Linked DNA regions of Homo sapiens: region 1 is linked to region 2. Evidence: read pairs that join two places in POLR2A ChIA-PET (ENCODE). Cell type or tissue: Caco-2. All regions are shown on one strand. Each heading gives the region's core, and the rest is flanking DNA. Links, peaks and the distances in the headings are about the cores only. Region 1 holds the start of ACTL8 (actin like 8). Region 2 overlaps ARHGEF10L (Rho guanine nucleotide exchange factor 10 like).

Region 1 (2,909 bases), core at 156-2,655, 74 kb after region 2:
AAATTTGCTGTGAGGGAGCAAAAAGAATGTGTGATTCATGTGTGCACTTATTTATTCAACAATATTTGTTTACCCACTGTATTAGTCTGTTCTCATGCTGCTAATAAAGACATACTCAAATCTGGGTAATTTATAAAGGAAAGAGGTTTAATGGATTCACAGTTCCACTTGGCTGGGGAGGCCTCACAATCAAGGTGGAAGGCAAAGGAGGGGCAAAGTCACGTCTTACGTGGCGGCAGGCAAAAAGCTTGTGCAGGGGAACTCCCGTTTATAAAACCATCAGATCTCGTAAGACTTATTCACTATCATGAGAACAGTATGGGGCAAACAGCCCCCATGATTCAATGATCTCCACCTGGCCCCACCCTTGACACGTGGGGATTATTAAAATACAAGGTGAGATTTGGGTGAGGACACAAAGCCAAACCATATCACCCACTGTGTACAGGTAGTACACAGTGACTGGATTTGAAACCAAGTTTGGGGGCTAATTTTTAAAAATTGAGGTATAATTTATCTACAATGCAACACACAGATCTTAGTGTTCAGTATGATGAATTTTTACAAATGTATACAGCACCCCAATTGCAATAGAGAGTATTTCCATTGCCCTAGAAAATTCCATTGTGCCCTCTTCCAGCTAAATACACCCATCTCCACCTGTTTTTTTTTTTTTAATTTCTGTCACTGTAGGTTGCTTTGCCTGTTCTTGAACTTCTGTGAACAAATGTGAACCTGAAAGGGCCAGACCTTCAAGATGGATCCTGAGTGGCTAAGTGGGCTAGGCTCCGCTGTTCTTGCTTGTAATCCCATCACTTTGGTAGGCCAGGGTGGGCGGATCACTTGAGCCCCTGAGTTTACGACCAGACTGGGCAACATACCAAGACCCTGTTCTCTACAAAATAAATAAATACTACCCCCCCCCCAAATAAGAATGGGTAAGTGGGCCTAAATTTAAAATAGAATGAAGCAGCCACTTGCTGACTATGGTTACACAACTACCCTGACTTCCCCAGAAAACCTGCACCTTTTTATCTTTGGTACTTTCTCAGCTCACCTGAACCAACCAATCAGGGCTCAAGTGTATAAACCAATCAGGGTTTGGCTGTATCAACCAATGAGAGCTCAGCTATATTGACCAATCAGAACTAAGCAAGTTTCAATCCTTCATTTGCACATCTTGATCTGATTGGGAACCTGGGCAGGAACTTTTGCGCAAAACTTGATGCTTCCCTCATTCTTGGGAACTCCCCTTCATTTTCCAGTGGAGGGTGCATCTCCAAGTTTGCAAACTGTTTTCTGTACTAAAGTCTCTTTCCTCTAAATTTCTTTTCAGAGAATTTTGTGCATAATGTAAATGGAAACTTACAGATTGTGCTGCTTTGCGTCTGGTTTCTTTTACTCAGCATAATACGTATATGATTAATGCATTTGTTTTATGTATCAGTAGTTATTTTCTTTTTCACTGCTGATATTTCATTGTTGCTGGTTGTCAAATTATTGCCTCTCCGCTCCACATTCACCCTTCTTGCCTGCTTGGTAAAAATGGATCTGGGCCCTTTAAATTTTCTCCCTGGCCAGCAGGCATGCTGGGCTTTGCCAGTAGAGGGCGCTGGGGAGCCCCAGCAGCGGGGAGGTTCCGCTTCCTGCTTGCCACGTGCTCACAGAGTAGGCTGCGGCACCACGTGCAGCCGCTCTCGTGCAGGCGTTTGCAGTGTGCAGCTGAGTTCGGCAGCTCACACAGCACCCCTTTCAAGTTGTTTTGCAGTGGGTGCCTCTTGTGAGACACTGTTTCTGAGAGCAGCTTTTGTGGCATCTTACAGGGCAGATTTCTGGTACGTTCTAAAAGTTGAATTTCTAACTTTGGCTGGTTGTGGCCCCTGACTGTTTTTTTTTTTTTTTTTGTCCTTCCTGTGGCACAGCCATGCCCTCTTAAGCAAGGCCTGGCTGTCAGCCCCCAAGGGTTTGTGTGTGGGGCACTTCTTTGTGGGGTTGGGGAGTGACAGGCTCTACCTCAGACCAAGGGCTTTTCCTTAGGGACTTGATTTCAGCTTTTGGAGGAGACTCTTCCATAGCGGCTGTACCTCAGCCACATGTGTGGGACTGGGGGCCCTTCCTTGGGGGCCCAAGCTTAGCCCCTTGTGGGGGCACCGCCTGGAGGGGGTTATCTCAGCCTGGTGGAGGGTCCCTTCCCTGGGGTGAGGGGCTCTTTCTGGAGGTCTCTATCTCAGCCTGATATGGGGGTCTCTTTTTGGGGCTCTATTTCAGTCCTGGGGTGGGGGGCTGTTCCTTGGGGGCTCCACGTCAGCCCTGGGAGGGCTCTTTTTTTGAGGACGTTTACTCTGTCACAGGTGGCAGGAGGGTGTCTCTTCGGGACTCTACCGCAGCCCTCAGGGGCTTTTTCTTTGTGGACTTTATTTCAGCCTTCGGAGGGGACTCTTCCTTGGGGGATCAATCACAGCCCTGGGTAGGGGGCCCCTTCCTTGGTAGCTCTGGGAGCTCTTCTTTGGGGCTCTATCTTATCCCTTGAATAGGGGCTCTTCCCAGGGGGCCTCAGCCCTGGGGGCCTCTTCTTGGGAACTTTTTTTTAAACCTCTAGTGGGGGACTTATCTTTGGGGAACCTATGAAAGCCCCCAGGGGCTCTTTCTTGGGGACTCTACCTTGGCCTTGAGGGGTTCTTCCTTGAGAGCTTTGTCCAGCTCTGGTTTGGGGGATTCTTAGCGGGGGGTTGTTTATCACAGCTCTGGATGGGGTCTGGTCTTCAGAGACTCCATCTCAGCTCTGTGGGTTGTGGTTGCTCCTTGCGTCTGCTGTTTCTGTATTAATTATCGTTCTCTTTACTCCTTATCAGTCAATTTCTTGTTAATTCAGTTCTCTATTATAAGTTAATAATTCTTCATATGAAACT
Region 2 (2,909 bases), core at 185-2,684:
TTGAATTTGGCTTTCCTCCCATGTCCTAAGCAGCGCGACTTTGCACATCATTTAGCCTGTCAGTTTGTTTCCTCAGCGGTAAAGTGTTGATAAGAATGAGATAAAGACAGGGAAGGGAGTTGTGCTAATTGCCTGTAGAAGATGGCCCTTCCACATGCTCAGTGCAGCCGTGCAGAGCGGACGTGACCCCGGGTCTGAATTCGCAGCCCTGCCCTTTGCTGGCGGGGTGGCCCTGCACAGGTCATTTCTTGTGCCCTAGCTATGGGATGAGGATGGAATGGTGGCACCCACCTGCCAGGTGTCTGTGGGGATTAAAGGGAGGCAGAGTAGGTGAGGTGCTTGCAGGTGATCGTGGGTGATCTCTGGGCCCACGACTGTGTCTCCCAGGGCCAGCTCGGTGGTGACTGGGCCGGGAATGGGTGGCACAGCCCCTTCATGCTCACATTCAGCTCTGGTGCTCAGCGTTGAGAGTCCCCCATGAGACCCTCGGAGGACAGCATGTGAGCTTGGAGCGAGGTGCACGCTTCTGCCCCGCCTTGCCCCACCCTGCCCCTGCCCCTGCCCTGCCCTGCCCCTGCCCATCTGGGCCACCCGGGGTTGGTTCGCTCTCTTTTCATAGAGTCTCCGTGAGGTGGGACGCTGCGCGCACAGTGCCCAGTCAGGCATTGGAAAGTCCTGACACACGGTGGGTACCTGTAAAGTAGAAGCCCCACCAGCATCCTGCTGTTTCCTCAGGAGCTGGCAGCCCCTGAGAGCCCCTGTGCCCAGCGAGCCTTCCGGCCCCTTGGCGACATCTCAGCTCTAATGACTTTGAGTGCTGAGCTGCTCACCCTGGGAATTTATGGAAACCATGCACAGAAGCGTCACCTGGAGGCACATAAATATTGTAGGACTGGAGGTTGGGCTGTGTCAGCACTATTTGGAGCAGTATCACCCACCTGAAACTGACTGTGTGGGCGCCTGTAGCGGGTGGATGGGGGGCTGCAGGGAGGGGCTCCGTGGGCAGGCTCAGGACACACAGGTTTGTCTCAGCTCACCTGGGTTCATTCCAGGTCACAGTGCGCCAATGCTCTCCCTGGAATCCTCACCGTGCCCCAGAGGCGTGTTCTCTTTTTGTCCCCGTGTACAGATGACAGAGGAGACTGAGTCACTGGGTAGTGGGGATCTGGGAGCTGGAGGAGGCGGGCACAACCCCTCCCCTCCAACTGCCAGCTTTTTTTTTTTTTTTTTAAATTACTTTGCCTTTTCTCCCATAACTTTTTTTTTTTTTGGAGACGGAGTTTCACTCTGTTGCTCAGGCTGAATTGCAGTGGCGTGATCTCGGCTCACTGCAATTTCTGCCTCCCGGGTTCAAGCGATTCTCCTGCTTCAGCCTCCCAAGTAGCTGGGATTACAAGTGCCCACCACCATGCCCAGATAAGTTTTGTAATTTTAGTAGAGACATGTTGGCCAGGCTGGTCTTGAACTGCTGACCTCAAGTGATCCACCCATCTTAGCCTCCCAAAGTGCTGGGATTACAGGCGTGAGCCACTACGCCTGGTCCCCCATAACTTTTTACTTTGAAAAATTTCAAACTACAGGAAAGGTGAGAGAATAATACAATACACAGATATTCTTCACCCAGGTAACTGTTAACATGTTGCTACAATCTTCCCCCATATTATACATGCACAGAGACATACACCCACTTTTAAAAAAGTCAGTTGCAGGCATCATTACCCTTTACCCCTAAATACTTCGGCATGTCTCTTCAACGTAACTGCATGGCATATCACACCCAGGAATTTAGGTCTATGCACTGATGCTATCTAAATACTGTCCAGGTACAGGTTTTCCCAGTTGTCCCCAAAATATCTTTCAGAGCTACTCCCCCAAATGCCATCCAGGATCCAGCCTGAAATCACAGGCAGCCTTTGGTTTTCATGTCTCTTAAGTCTCCTTTTAATCTAGAATAATCCCTTTGCTTTTTTGTTTTCTTCATGATATTGACTTTGTTGACAAGTCCAAGCCAGCGTCTCATAGAAGTTCCACAGTCTGGAATTGCCTGGTTATTTCCTCCCAATGAGCTGCCAGTGTTCGGCCAGGTGCTGTGGGGCTGGGGGTCAGGGGAGCCCTACACCTCCCACAGCAGTCCTCGGGGAGGAAGAAGAGCAGCTGGCCCCGTCCTGATCACTTGGTTAGGGTAGCGTCGGCTGGATCTCTCCTTCTAAAGGTGCTGGTTTCCCTTTGTGATTACTCAGTCACCTTTGGGTGATTCTTGGAGACTGTGTGAATATCCAGTTCCTCCACAAACTTTCCCCCTGGGGCTTTGTCATCCATGGGTGATCCTTGGTGATTGCTAATTCACCATTGTCTAATTCTGCCTTGCCTTCTGCATTGACTAGTTGTCACTAGTTACAGAGATTCACCTGACCCCACTCCACACCCTGCCCTTACTATCACTACAAATTCCTAGATTTAAAAAAAAAAAATCCAGCGTGCTCTAATCAGGACCATCATTATTATTTTTGATGTTCACATTGTCTTGAATTTGGCCAGCGGGGACCCCTTCGTGTTGGCTCCTGGGTCCTTTGGACACATCCCCATTGTTCTTTGAGCCCTTCCTTGCTTTTCATCTGTGAGAAGTTCTAGGCATTTCTCCAGGGCACCCTGGCTAGAGTCACTGCCTTCAGGCTCTTTCAGTGGACAGGGCCAGGGAAGAACTCTCGAGTTGGGGTTCGTTTTGATACCTCTGATTTAGATTTGAGATCCTGGAGTCTACCCTCGTCTCTCCCATTCCACACCGGACTCTCTTCTCTCTGTGCAAACCCTGGTTCCCAATAACATCAGTGTATCTCAGTCCCACCACATAGGTTCAGAATCACTGTGCCTGCCCCACCACCTCCAAGCCTGCCAAGGAAGTTGAGGTT

The links. ChIA-PET counts read pairs that join two places held together with the same protein. Peaks named below come from ENCODE experiments on the same cell type or tissue, not always from the same donor. Only the 100,000 strongest peaks of a DNase experiment are listed, where the experiment ranks them.
Region 1: POLR2A ChIA-PET joins it to region 2 with 5 read pairs; 3 of 35 experiments call an interaction of 5 or more read pairs at or near these places.

The regions. Positions count from the first base shown.
Region 1 is chr1:17,753,670-17,756,578 of GRCh38, forward strand. ACTL8 (actin like 8) reads left to right here and starts at 1,664. Exons shown (of 3, transcript NM_030812.3): 1 at 1,664-1,835. In Caco-2, for the core only: a CTCF peak has its summit at 1,604 (motif pointing right); a DNase peak (open chromatin) is centred at 1,652; H3K4me3 peaks cover 1,029 bases.
Region 2 is chr1:17,679,531-17,682,439 of GRCh38, forward strand. All of the region lies in intron 26 of ARHGEF10L (Rho guanine nucleotide exchange factor 10 like), which reads left to right. Among named protein-coding and RNA genes, the nearest start is that of LINC02810, 37 kb to the right of the region's middle. In Caco-2, for the core only: no CTCF peak of the experiment used is centred there; no DNase peak of the experiment used is centred there.